Linked DNA regions of Homo sapiens: region 1 is linked to region 2. A link is an interaction called in ENCODE POLR2A ChIA-PET data of the cell type or tissue named here. Cell type or tissue: Panc1. All regions are shown on one strand. Links, peaks and the distances in the headings refer to the core of each region. The heading gives the core; the rest is flanking DNA. Region 1 overlaps DLGAP1 (DLG associated protein 1). Region 2 overlaps MYL12A (myosin light chain 12A).

Region 1 (6,412 bases), core at 775-5,774, 320 kb before region 2:
TCCCCGGAGCCCTCCTCTGGCTCTGCCACCTCCACTGCCATCTCCGCTGCCGCCGCCTCCTCTTCCTCCTCCTCCTCCTGGTCTCTCACCTTGTGGACAATGAAGAGGTGGCGGCTGAGGGAGCTGGCAGAGGTGTAGCACAAACCACAGAGGAGACATTGGGCTGTGGAGCTGTCCACCTGGTGCTTAGGTATGTGGCTCTGAAATTCGAGCCCCGAGTCTGTGGCAAAACTACATTTCGCGCACTGAAAAAGGGACTTGTGCCTTTTGGTGGAAGAGACAGTTGCGCCATTGCTGGTGCCTGGAGCGTCCCCCACTCCACTGACTGGTCTTTTCAGATGGTTCACCTGAGGGGAATGTCCACCCGGAGGTTTGACTTTGGACGTCTGGCTCAAATCAGGGTTTCTGAAAGTATTTTCTTTGTAGACATTATTAGCAGCTATTATTTTTGTTCTCTAAATTGAATGTGTGACTCAAGCTGCAGGATAATTCAAAGAACATGAACACAATCAAACATGAGGTGCTTTTAATTCCTAACGCACATTTCTATTTTTAGAAAAGAGAGTGGACTTGCAGGAATAGCCGGGGTCATCGAGCCACATAACAGTATGTTCAACACTATTGAATGACCATATGAGAACAAAAATGTGAATCACTTCCCATAGATGTGGGAGTGAAGGCGAGCAAGACCAAAGTGACTGACAGTGTGGAAAGCAATAACACACATCACAGCATCATGAGGAAAGAATGTGCACTAGTTTCAGCCTAATCAAGCATTTCATGAAAATGGTAGAAAACTCAGTAGGCTTCTCAGTTCAGTTCACTGTTTTTCTGCTTTTCAAAGATAAGATCAAACTGATTCCACCTTGTTTCTTTTACATCTGTTTAGCTTGGGTTACCCTGCTAAAAGTGTTCTTCTATCAAAGAAGAAAAATCATCCTCTCTCTCCATTTTTGTTGTGCTATATCAGTCTGCGGGTACCCTTTGAATAATAACTTCTCAATTTGCTGTTGAATAAATCCATCCACATTGAACCCACTCTAAGGCTAATTTAAAAGCCAGGCGTGGCCAGGCACAGTAGCTCATGCCTGTAATCCCAGCACTTTGGGAGGCCAAGGCGGGTGGGTCACCTGAGGTCGGGAGTTCGAGACTAGCCTGACCAACATGGAGAAACTCCATCTTTACTAAAAATACAAAATTAGCTGGGGGTGGTGGCGCATGCCTGTGATCCCAGCTACTTGGGAGACTGAGGCAGGAGAATCCCTTGAACCCGATAGACGGAGGTTGCGGTGAGCCGAGATCATGCCATTGCACACAAGTCGGGGCAACAAGAGCAAAATTCCATCTCAAAAAGAAAGACCGTTTTAACTATTTTTACACCTACAGTTCAGTGGCACTAAGGACATTCACATTGTTGTGTGACCATCACTATACTGTGTGTGTTTAGTGGTGATGATGCACCCACCAAACTATAACCTCCACAGGAAGCTAGATTTTTTAAAACAGTTTCAGAATAATAATAATAATTATTATTTTCACCCAGTAGGATGGAACTAGACTTAAATCCACGTATACCATTGGGGAGAAAAGTTTTTACTTGAGACATTATCTCATGTCTTAAATAGTTGGATATTTTAGTGAATAAAAAAATTGTTCTTATTCTTCCTCTAATCATTGTACACTGCTATGTAAATTATAGCAAAGTACTGAGTACTTTATGTGACTCTCATTTGACTCATCCAACCACCTTATGGCGTAGGTGTTAGGATCATCTCTGCCCTACAGATGAGAGCACAGAGAGGTTGGAAAACTTGCCCAAGGTCACCTGCTTTTTGTTGACAGAGCCAAGATTGTACCTAGTGTCTAACATGATCACATTATACTACTTCTTTGATGGAGAATAATAAGAAAAAAAAAAAATGGCCGGGTGCGGTGGCTCAGGCCTGTAATCTCAGCACTTTGGGAGGCTGAGGTGGGCAGATCACGAGGTCAAGAGATCGACACCATCCTGGCCAACATGGTGAAACCCCATCTCTACTAAAAATACAAAAATTAGCTGGGTGTGGTGGCACACGCCTGTAGTCCCAGCTGCTTGGGAGGCTGAGGCAGGAGAATCACTTGAACCCAGGAGGCAGAGGTTGCAGTGAGCCAAGGTTGTACCACTGCACTCCAGCCTGGCGACAGAGTAAGACTCCATCTCAAAAAAAAAAAAAAATTAAAGACGCAAACTATTCATTGAATTTCGTTATACAGAAATCAAATTTAAATGCAAGTTCCCAAAATATGTCACACTAGAATCTTAGACTTCCTTCCATGCTTTCTCTCTTAGGGCCAGAGTTTCCAATCCTTTACCAAAACTTTACATTTAATTCATACCCAATAGCTAATACTACAACTACTTACTTTATAACCTCTGTGAACTTAGATCAATTACTTAATATTTCTGTATCTCAGATTCTTCATCTGGAAAATGAGAATAATAATAGTCCTTATTTCATATGGTACATTTTGGGTATGGTAAAAATTAATTGATAAAATATATGTAAGGCCGTAAGCACAGTGCCAGGCATAAGTGTTCAACAATTATTAGATTTAGTTGTTATGATTAATATTGTCCTTTAAAATTATAATTAGCTAAATATGCTGAACTAAATATGCCATGGACTTTCTCAATTATTATTTTTTTGGACAGAGATCTCATATCCTGCAACTTCTTTTACAATTTTGAAAGCCACTTTATAAATTTAAGTAGATTACCCTAGATACAATACATAAAAGATGCCATTTGCCAATATTTGGAGCTAAGAGTAAAAAATCACAGATAAATTTATATACAATGACTAAAGCTTAGAAGATGCTAATACTTGATGCAAATGAGCTGGCAGTTCTAGGACCAGTGGGGATGAGGCTTGGACCAGGCAGAGAACAATATCCTCCATTCTTGTTCTGATGAACCCTCCTTCTTTTCTGTCTCCTCTTTTTCATGCATTGAGGATCGTGCTTCTTCAGGGAAATAACTACCATGCGTCTTCTGAACAAATTTCATTGGATAGTTTTATACCACCGCATAGTAGAAGACACAACATCCTACTTTGGCTGACATCCTAAGCGTTTTTAATTTACAAAAGTGTAGTCATATGGAATTGGTTAAAATCTCATCCAGGAAATCACAGACCAGGCTCACTTCTTAAACAGAGACAGTTTAATACACAAAATTGGTTACACAGGTATGGGAAGACTGAGAGAGCAATAAAAGGAACAAGAAGGAAAAGGTGGGGTTACCAGAAGTTTAGGAGCTCAGAAGAAAGGCCTGGGGTAGCCCGTGCTCAGACTGTGAGGTGGCAGGGTCACGTGGTGCTGGGACTTCAGAGTGGTGCAGAGCAGCTGGTGCATGGGCTGTTGAAAGGAGCTGAAGGGCCAGGCACGGTGGCGCACCCCTGTAATCCCTGCACTTTGGGAGGCCGAGGTGGGTGGATCACCTGAGGTGAGGAGTTTGAGACCAACCTGACCAACATGGTGAAACCCCATCTCTACTAAATAAAAAAATTAGCTGGGTGTGGTGGTGCATGCCTGTAATCTCACCTACTTAGGAGGCTGAGGCAGAAGAATCACTTGAACCTGGGAGACGGAGGTTGCAGTGAGCCGAGATTGTGCCATTGCACTCCAGCCTGGGCAACAAGAGTGAAACGCCGTCTCAAGAAAAAAAAAAAGGCCGGGCGTAGTGGCTCACGCCTGTAATCCCAGCACTTTGGGAGGCCAAGGTGGGCGGATCACCTGAGGTTGGGAGTTCGAGATCAGCCTGACCAACATGGAGAAACGCCATCTCTACTAAAAATACAAAAAATTAGCCGGGCATGGTGGTGCATGCCTGTAATTCCAGCTACTCGGGAGGCTGAGGCAGGAGAATCGTTTGAACCTGGGAGGCGAAGGTTGCAGTGAGCCAAGATCGCGCCATTGCACTCCAGCCTGGGCAACAAGAGCGAAGCTCCATCTCAAAAAAAAAAAAAAAGGAGCTGGAGCTGGCTGCGCTGGCTCATGCCTATAATCCCAGCACTTTGGGAGGTCAAGGCAGGCGGATCACAAGGTCAGGAGTTCAATACCAGCCTGGCCAAGATGGTGAAACCCAGTCTCTACTAAAAATACAAAAAAATTAGTTGGGCATGGTGGTGGGCACCTGTAATATCAAGTACTCGGGAGGCTGAGACAGAGAATTGATTGAACCCTGCAGGCGGAGGTTGCAGTGAGCCGAGATCGCGCCACTGCACTCCAGCCTGGGCGACAGAGCAAGACTCCGTCTCAAAAAAAAAAAAAAAGGAGTTGGAGGGTGGAGCCATAGCTACCTTCACATGCAAGAGTGATGCCAGAAGAAGGTGGAAACAGGAAGGAAGTTTCTTCTCTTCTTCCACCTTCCTTTGTTAGAACACAGCTGGAAACCAGCTGACAAGGAGGCCTAGGAAATGTAGTTTGGGAGTCCTGGCCGCAGTGTCGAAGAGCAGCTAAATGTAGAAGATGGGCTCGAGGCTGCTAGACAGTAAGCAAATCACCAAAACAAAGCTCTTTGTCTGATATAATAAATAAATGTGCTGTTTCCTTCAATCAGCATGTGTGTTAAAAGACCTAAAATGGACATGATCCGTGTGCAGTCTTGATTCCTATGTTCTTATGGGAGCACCTTGTGGCACTCTGCTTCTAGAATATTTAAAGATATAAATTTCTGTATAATATGGCACCAAAACAAGTCAAGTACTTTATCTGGTGTTTTTCTTGATACCCTAGTGCTGGGGGTGATGGGGGCATTGTGGGGACTGGCTGCTCTGGATTTAGAGCAAAGTTGTATGTCTAAACTAAAAGTCATAGGCACCTTTAGGATAAATTTTTTTTGTTTTCTTATAATTACAAAGTGAGTAATTCATGTATACAGGATTATTATAAAGAGTTCGTACAGTACAGGAGTGTATAGAGCAAAATATGAGATTTCCCCTTCTTTCCCACTCCCACCTCGTATTCCTACTGTACTCCCCAAAGGTGACCCCTGGCAACAGTTGGTTACATTGTCTTTTAGTCTCTCAAGAGTAATTCTGACTACAGATGAGTTTCATGTACTACCTTTAGGCCCTGACCCCTCTACTTCCTGATGGTACATTATGATTTCCATATATTATCATTTAACTCAATTTGCAAAACAGATGAAAAGAACAGCTTAATCTTCACATTATATGAAATGCAATGGCTTTCTCTATTCTTTGAATTAAAAATAAAAGAAAATTTAGTTATTTTAGATCATACTCTTAAGACTTATTTATTTCCTTTAATACCTGTCCAAGTGTACAGATATATATTAATATTTTATGCTTATGTGAAGAAATAAGTCCAACTGCAGATAATGAAACTTGTCTCTGCCAAGTAAAGTACAAACCAAAGGAATGGTTACTATTTGAAAGAAAGCTTTGAAAAATAAAAAGGCCCATGCATGGTGGCTCACGCCTGTAATCCCAGCACTTTGGGAGGCCTAGGTGGGCAGATCACGAGGTCAGGAGATTGAAACCATCCTGGCTAACATGGTGAAACCCCGTCTCTACTAAAGATACAAAAAATTAGCTGGGCGTGGTGGCGGGCGCCTGTAGTCCCAGCTACTCGGGAGGCTGAGGCAGGAGAATGGCGTGAACCCGGGAGGTGGAGCTTGCAGTGAGCCAAGATTGTGCCACTGCACTCCAGCCTGGGCGACAGAGCCAGACTCTGTCTCAAAATAAATAAAATAAAATAAAATAAAATAAAATAAAATAAAATAAAATAAAAAGGCACATTATCTTGGATTCATAATTTATTGACTTAAAATAGTAAAGGAACACTAAGGAGATAGTTTCAAAACATTTAAGCCTTGAAGACTTTATTTTGATGTCCTCGAAGTCAGCATCAGTGTTTATTTGGAAAGAGATTTTTGGAGGGACCTCTCTCCAGTCAAAACTAATGAACCTTACGGAGATCATTTTAATGAATTCCAAAAAGAAGAAATAATCAGTCATGTTTGCCAACCATGATGCATTAAAATTAGAAATTAACGCTAAACAGATAACAAAATCTAACCATTTGAAAATATTAAAACATCTAAATAACATTTGGATTACGGAAGGAATTCAAGATTATTTTGAAATAAATGACAGCAGGAATCCTATAAATCACCACTATGGGCTGTGGCCATAGTTATGACCTAACAAAAATTTCTAGCCCTATGTTCTTTCATAATTAAGGAAGAAATATTACAATATAAAGTAAACACTCAATTTACAAAGCTAGAAAAAGAACAACAGATTCAAAAGAAGGAATTACAAGTAAAGTGGAATTGATAAACCAAAATTGGTTATTTGAAAATACTAAATAAATAGACAAGTCTGATTGAGAGAGGGAAAATAGA
Region 2 (6,412 bases), core at 790-5,789:
AAAGTGCTGGGATTACAGATGTGCGCCAACGTGCCTAGCCAGATCTTTTGAAATGGTTTAAGTATGACTTTCATCATGGAAACTTTTGAGACTGATTTTTCAGTCAAACACACCATTGAAATGGATGCTTTTACCTTTCTGTTGGCAATCACTCTTGTTTAAGCAAAGAATGCTATTACTAAATTAGGAGAATTATTTCATTCAGGGTACATCATTGTTCTTAATGCAAGTTGGTTCATTAAGCACTTATCTGAAAGGGAAACAGGGGCCCTGCAAGAGATCCTTTTAGTAGTACCTTGTTTTTCATATAGTGCAAACAATGCTATCTGTTCTTCACTAGAGATGTAACAAAGCATATGATAATTTTTTCTCTTGACATGGAAATTCAATTCAAAAAACAAGATTTTAGCACCATGGCCATAGCCTGGAAAAAGTATTTTGGCTTAACCAGTGAATAAAATTCAGAAACAAAAGACAAAGAATGAAGGCAGGTTCTAAGATTCTAATGCTGAAGAGGTCAAGGACTAGCTTTGACTAGTCCTTCTATTCCTATAGCACTGGCCTTCCCACGTTACAGGATCTAGCTGATCTATCTTATTGGCTGCAAAGGCCTGCTGCCCAGAAGGCTTTTAGTAATTGTTTACTGAATGAGGTAATGGTTTTGTCCAAGGAGAGTCATGTTAATCGTAGCATAAAACTTAAAGTTATTATAGTAATTGTCAATTACTCATCTTCATAGGCTAATTGTCAAATCTTTTCAACCAAATTTTTCTCCATTTCAAATCTTTTAAAACTCATGCTCTTTGAGAGTCAGAGTTTTGGGCTGGGCATGGTTGCTCACACCTGTAATCCCAGCACTTTAGGAGGCAGAGGTGGGAAGATCACTTGAGTACAGGAGTTTTAGACCAGCCTAGGCAACATAATGAGACCTTGTCTCTACAACAAATTAAGAAATTAGCCAGGCATGGTGGTGCCTGCCTGTAGTCCCAACTACTCAGGTGGCTGTGGATCACTTGAGCCCAGGAGGTCAAGGCTGCAGTGAGCTGTGATCGTGCCATTGCACTCCAGCCTGGGTGATAGAGCGAGAGACCCTGTCTGGAAAAAAAAGAGAATCTTGAAGCCCTTTGAGAGTCAGATTTTTAAAGCTGAAAAAGAACGAAACTGTCTGCCACTCCCTGATTAACTGTGAAACAGTTCTGCATTTCTGCAAATAGTAGAAGTTATTTTTAGGACTGAAATAATGACCTCACTTTCCCAGGCATGCAGGTTCAGCTGTTTTGATTGTGGGAAGGTCAGGAATGTCCAAAACTCAAACATGGACTCATGGTGAATCTCTGCATAAACAAATATCTTTCAATACACATTGCTGTGTTAAAGAAAAACTACATATAATAAAAAAAATACTGCATTATATTTCCAGCACTTTAAAACATAACATAAAAATCTCTCTTTGGTAGCATTCCACAGAACCTTTAAGCCAAAATGGTTTTTAAAAATATGACAAATTGAAATTATACTCAGTAACCTGGTCTAATTTTAAATGACCAGAAATTACAAAAGTTTAAATAAAGTGGAAATGTTGGCAGGTATGTCAACTTAAGGACTTAAAGCTATGGAAACTATCATATATGCAAATTCTACAGGAAATTATTTTAAAAATTGGAAGACAAAGTGCAGAAAACCTGATTAGGGCAGTTAAAATTGGATATCCTTGGGAGGAGGAGGAGGAATGGATAGTAGAGGAGATAGGATTGTTAGGAAAACTGGAGGAAGAGAAAGCTAACAACCATATCATTTTCTAGGATTTCCCTCATCTACCTTTCTTTGGGAGATACGACTGAAACCAACAAAAGCCAAGTTTGGTAAATAAGAAGTTTAAACAAGTAAGTATTTTATCATAAAGTTTAATTATGATTCAGAAAAAATCGAGCGAATAACTTTCTCTGAAAAAATATATTGACTCTGTATAGACCACAGTTATTGGGGGAGAAGGGCTGGTAGGTTAAATTATCCTATTTTTTATTCTGAAAATGATATTAATAGAAAGTCCCGTTTCCAGTCTGATTATAAAGATACATATGCCCAAAATGGCTGAGAATAAATACAACAGGAAATGCAAAAGCTGTAAAGCTAAGGGCATGCAAGAGAAAATCTCAGAATACCCAAAGTGGCAACAAGGAACGTTTGGCTGGAATTTGAAGTTATTTCAGTCATCTTTGTCTTTGGCTCCATGTTTCAGGATGCGTGTGAACTCGATGTAATTGAAATTCCCCTTTTTATCAATAGGTGCTTCTCTGTACAGCTCATCCACTTCCTCATCTGTAAACCGATCCCCCATGGTTGTCAGCAGCTCTCTCAAGTAATCTTCCTGTATGGTGCCTGGAGAATAAAGAACAAGGGATCAGAATACATACTATTCTGAGGGTTAATTACAAAGAATATCTATACTTGACTAAGCATGTTCTGTATGTTACAAACTATAAACATGCAAATATATGAACTACAGGGTGTCCACCTACTTAAAACAGCCTCAGCAGAGAAGTGCCTAGAAAAATGCCTAGCTGCTTAGCAGCACTGCTCCGCTCTATCATTTGCTCTATCATTCTGCCTCCACATTCAGCTTCTGATCTCTTGATAAGAGAGACTAAACCTATGCCTAAACAAAGTAATAAAAAGTATGGTTAAAGAATCTAAGCCTTACGGTTCCTTCAAGTGGCATGAATGGTCACATCTTATTCTACAAACAAGTAACATTTACCTGCCAGGCTAAAATCAACACTACATCATACACATCAATAAAGTGGTACAGTGGAAAGAATACCGGAAGCTTGAGGCCCAGTTTTAAGAAGCTATTTTATTTCAGGCATTTCACTTCATCCCTGACTTTGGTTTTCTCAGATGTAAAATGAGATTTTTACTGTTTACAAATCCAATTATTGTAATAAATATGGCCAGTCCCAGCACATGCAAAAACATGGAATAAATATTTGAGCACTAACTATGTGGCAGGCACTGTGCTGGGCAGTGGGGATGTGCAGTGGTAAGCTGAAAGGTGTGTGCTCTTTACTTTGGGAATTTGATACCAGGGTTCTCATAAAACCTGCCTGCCTACAAGAATCTGATGTCACCCGATTTATTTTCTGGTATTGGTATTTTTAAGATTTCCCAAATAACTGGCATGCACATGTGGGGAGCCTTGAAAGCCACAGACCATGCTTCCATCAGCAGGCCCTGGCAACCACCCAGTATTTAAACTCGTCCCACTAATGGAGGCAACCAAAGATTGTGCCTTCCTTCACTAAACACACTTGGCTACGCCATGTTGAGCTGGGAATCACGGAAAATATTCCCTCATTATGTTTTCTCTTACATACACTTCTGCCAAAGGATCAGGCCCCTATATAGATAACATTTTGTTTTTTTGAGAGTTAACTCTGTGCCACACAGTATGCTAAGTACTTCATGTACATCTCACTTCTTCACTTAATTCTCACAACAACCCTATGAGGTAGGTAATACTGCTCATTTTACAAATAAGAAAACAGAGGCTTAGAGAAAGTTAAGCAACTTGCCCCAAATTATACAGCTATTATGTGGAAGAGGAATTTGAAGCCAGATAGTCTAATTCCAGACCCTAAGTTCTACTGGGTGTATTTTAAAATAAAGGTTAGATGTCAGATTTAAACAATTTGAGAGCTGACAGATACCTGGTAAACATATACAGGATTGTAGTGGTGCATGGCCTATAACAATTTATACTTCATCAAGATTATTCTGGTAAAAGTTTTTTATTCAATACATATTTTCTGAGAGCCTAACCCTTGTGGAGTTAACATGGTAGGAAAGGGGTAATATAAGCTTCCCAATGAGGTTTCAAATACAACCTATTCATTGTAAACTACTACTTAGGGCAGAAGCAGCAAAGTGAGTGACAAACATGCCAAGAGAACTCTGTCTAAAAAAATAGGTGTAGTACAAACCTGAGAGCGTTATCATATTTTAAGTTACTGTATATTTTAGTTACCATAACTAAAAATTAAATCACTTTATAATTAAAGGTTACCTCTCACTTACCAGTTGCTTCTTCATCAAAGCAAGCAAAGGCATTTCTGATGACATCTTCAGGATCTGTGCCATTTAACTTCTCACCAAACATGGTGAGGAACATGGTGAAATTGATGGGGCCTGGAGCCTCATTCATCATGGCATCTAGATACTCATCAGTTGGATTCTTCCCTAAATTTTTAAAAGGGGTCATAATTTTAATTACATTACAATACATATCAACTATTAATGACAGTAAACATTTTGGTAACAAAGATTATCATTCATACAGTTTACTGTTTGCACTCATGAGAGTGAAACTATTTGGGGGGAAAGTTTTCTTAATGAATAGGGCCTATTAAAGAGTCTGGAAAGTATATGATAGTCCATTGGAATGTCAGAAGGAATAATACTGCTTCCATAATCAAGATCAGTGTTTTTATACACACACACACACACACGAACCCCAACCCAATCCTAAGACAGGGTCACGAATCTGCTGGTGATCCGGTGGGAAACACTGTTCCACACTTTACTCAAACCTTAGTAGACTCATTAGACAGGCTTTACAGAGCTTTAAGACTCATGAAATCAAGATGAAAGGCACCATGGAAATTCTATCCAATAGATTAATATTTAAACTGAGCATTACCCAATGAAGCAAGCATATCATGCAAATCTTCCTTGTCGATGAAACCATCTCTGTTCTGATCAATCATGTTGAAGGCCTCTTTGAACTCCTGAATCTGTGACTGGTCAAACATAGCAAACACATTGGATGTTGCACGCTGAGGGCGCTTCTTGGTCTTGGTCTTTGTTCTTTTGCTCGACATGGTGGTGGTTAAGTCCTAATTAGGAAAGGAAATACAATAAAAACCAAATCAACATCTAAGATTACTTAAGTTTGAATCAAAACAATGATTAACAAAAGTACACAGAACCAACTTTCCTGATATGTTTGAGCTACTCAGAAATGTGTCTTTAGAAGACACATCTCAACAAGATTACATATGTCCTGTACTGCTATATAACTAACAACAGCTGATAACCAAATCTGCTGATTTGATAACAATAAAAAACCAAGAAGCAAAAAAAATTAGGTACTTAGGAAACTCCCAAGTTCTATACTTCAGCAGTATAGGGGTGCTGAGGGATACTAATTCATCTTCAGTAGGTCCCTGCTTTGCAGCCTTAGCCTAAACTGGCTATTCCATAGTACGGTGGACAGAAAGGTGAAGAATAGTAAGAATGACTAACTGATGGAACAGGTCTTCATCTCCTAATCTCTATTGACAAATATTGTTAAAGCTTTCACTTTCAACTAACATTTTTTATTGTACCCTCACCACTAGGCAAAAGTAGTTCAAAAAAACTATTTGTTGAAAGGCTAATAGTAAAGTATAAAAAAACTGAAGGGAATTCATCTATAGTTTTTATAGACATTGCACTCTATCCAAACCAGTTTCTTGCATTACAGTCACACTAAATCACTGGAAGTATCTAAGATCTCTAAACAGAAATCAGAGCACAAGCTTTTAAAATAATTTTAAAAGTTTTAGAAAACATCTTAAACGTAGAAACTACCTTTGCTCTCTTACCTAAATTTATCCCGGTAAAATTTAAGTTAAAATTAAAAAGAATGTCTAATAATACCTAAAATAAAAAGGCAATTTTCAATACTCAATCTGTTAAAAACTACAAAAATTTGTTTCAAGTTAAAAATCTCAGTCATCAGACAATAAAATTCTACCATACCATCCTTCAGAGTTGCAGGGAAGATGGTAGTCTGCAAAACCGCTCAGCAGCAAAAGTAAGACACTGCATTGAGTTATATTCTTCCAAGCAGGTCTAAAATAGGCACTACTGATTTCACTCTGACCAGGATAACAATTTTAAAGCTTACGTTCTGAAAACAACATTTAGCTATGATCTGGCAAAACACTATGCCATTGGTCTAAAAATAAGTCTGTGGACTGCAAAGAATGAACTACCACCTAGATCTCAGCACTCCAAAGTGACCCTAAGAATGTGTTTCCGATGTGTTTAAAAAGTAATTTCTTACATTCTTTCCTTGATTATAACCATATCGTCCAGACTAAATACAATTATGGAATGATTAGAAAAGCTCTGCCTCAAATTTTTTAAAGCTAAATCTGTTTTCAGATTTTAATAGGAAATTCCACAAAGGATAGTCACAAATTCCAGCCCATCCAATACAGCACCGTATGGCAACTGGAATATATTGTTGAAAAGATATATCCTACATAGCACAGAAGTTATGATATATATGCTGTTCCCAAATTTCCTAGAATTCTTTAATCAACTTTTAGGATGCTGCCTTTCATGACTTAAAACTATTCATAAATGC

The links. ChIA-PET counts read pairs that join two places held together with the same protein. Peaks named below come from ENCODE experiments on the same cell type or tissue, not always from the same donor. Only the 100,000 strongest peaks of a DNase experiment are listed, where the experiment ranks them.
Region 1: POLR2A ChIA-PET joins it to region 2 with 12 read pairs; 7 of 35 experiments call an interaction of 5 or more read pairs at or near these places.

Annotation. Positions count from the first base shown.
Region 1 is chr18:3,574,164-3,580,575 of GRCh38, reverse strand. The region is part of intron 8 of DLGAP1 (DLG associated protein 1); the gene reads left to right. It also overlaps the pseudogene LOC100419892. Among named protein-coding and RNA genes, the nearest start is that of DLGAP1-AS1, 17 kb to the left of the region's middle. RefSeq lists enhancers at 3,608-4,107, 4,108-4,609. In Panc1, for the core only: no CTCF peak of the experiment used is centred there; no DNase peak of the experiment used is centred there; H3K27ac peaks cover 3,107 bases.
Region 2 is chr18:3,251,713-3,258,124 of GRCh38, reverse strand. It overlaps MYL12A (myosin light chain 12A), which reads right to left. Exons shown (of 4, transcript NM_006471.4): 2 at 4,697-4,892; 3 at 4,075-4,236; 4 at 1,889-2,379. The coding sequence starts at 4,877. The coding sequence ends at 2,207. It overlaps MYL12-AS1 (MYL12A and MYL12B antisense RNA 1), which reads left to right. Exons shown (of 4, transcript NR_130145.1): 3 at 1,803-1,883; 4 at 2,287-2,689. Among named protein-coding and RNA genes, the nearest start is that of MYL12A, 7.1 kb to the right of the region's middle. In Panc1, for the core only: no CTCF peak of the experiment used is centred there; no DNase peak of the experiment used is centred there; H3K27ac peaks cover 672 bases.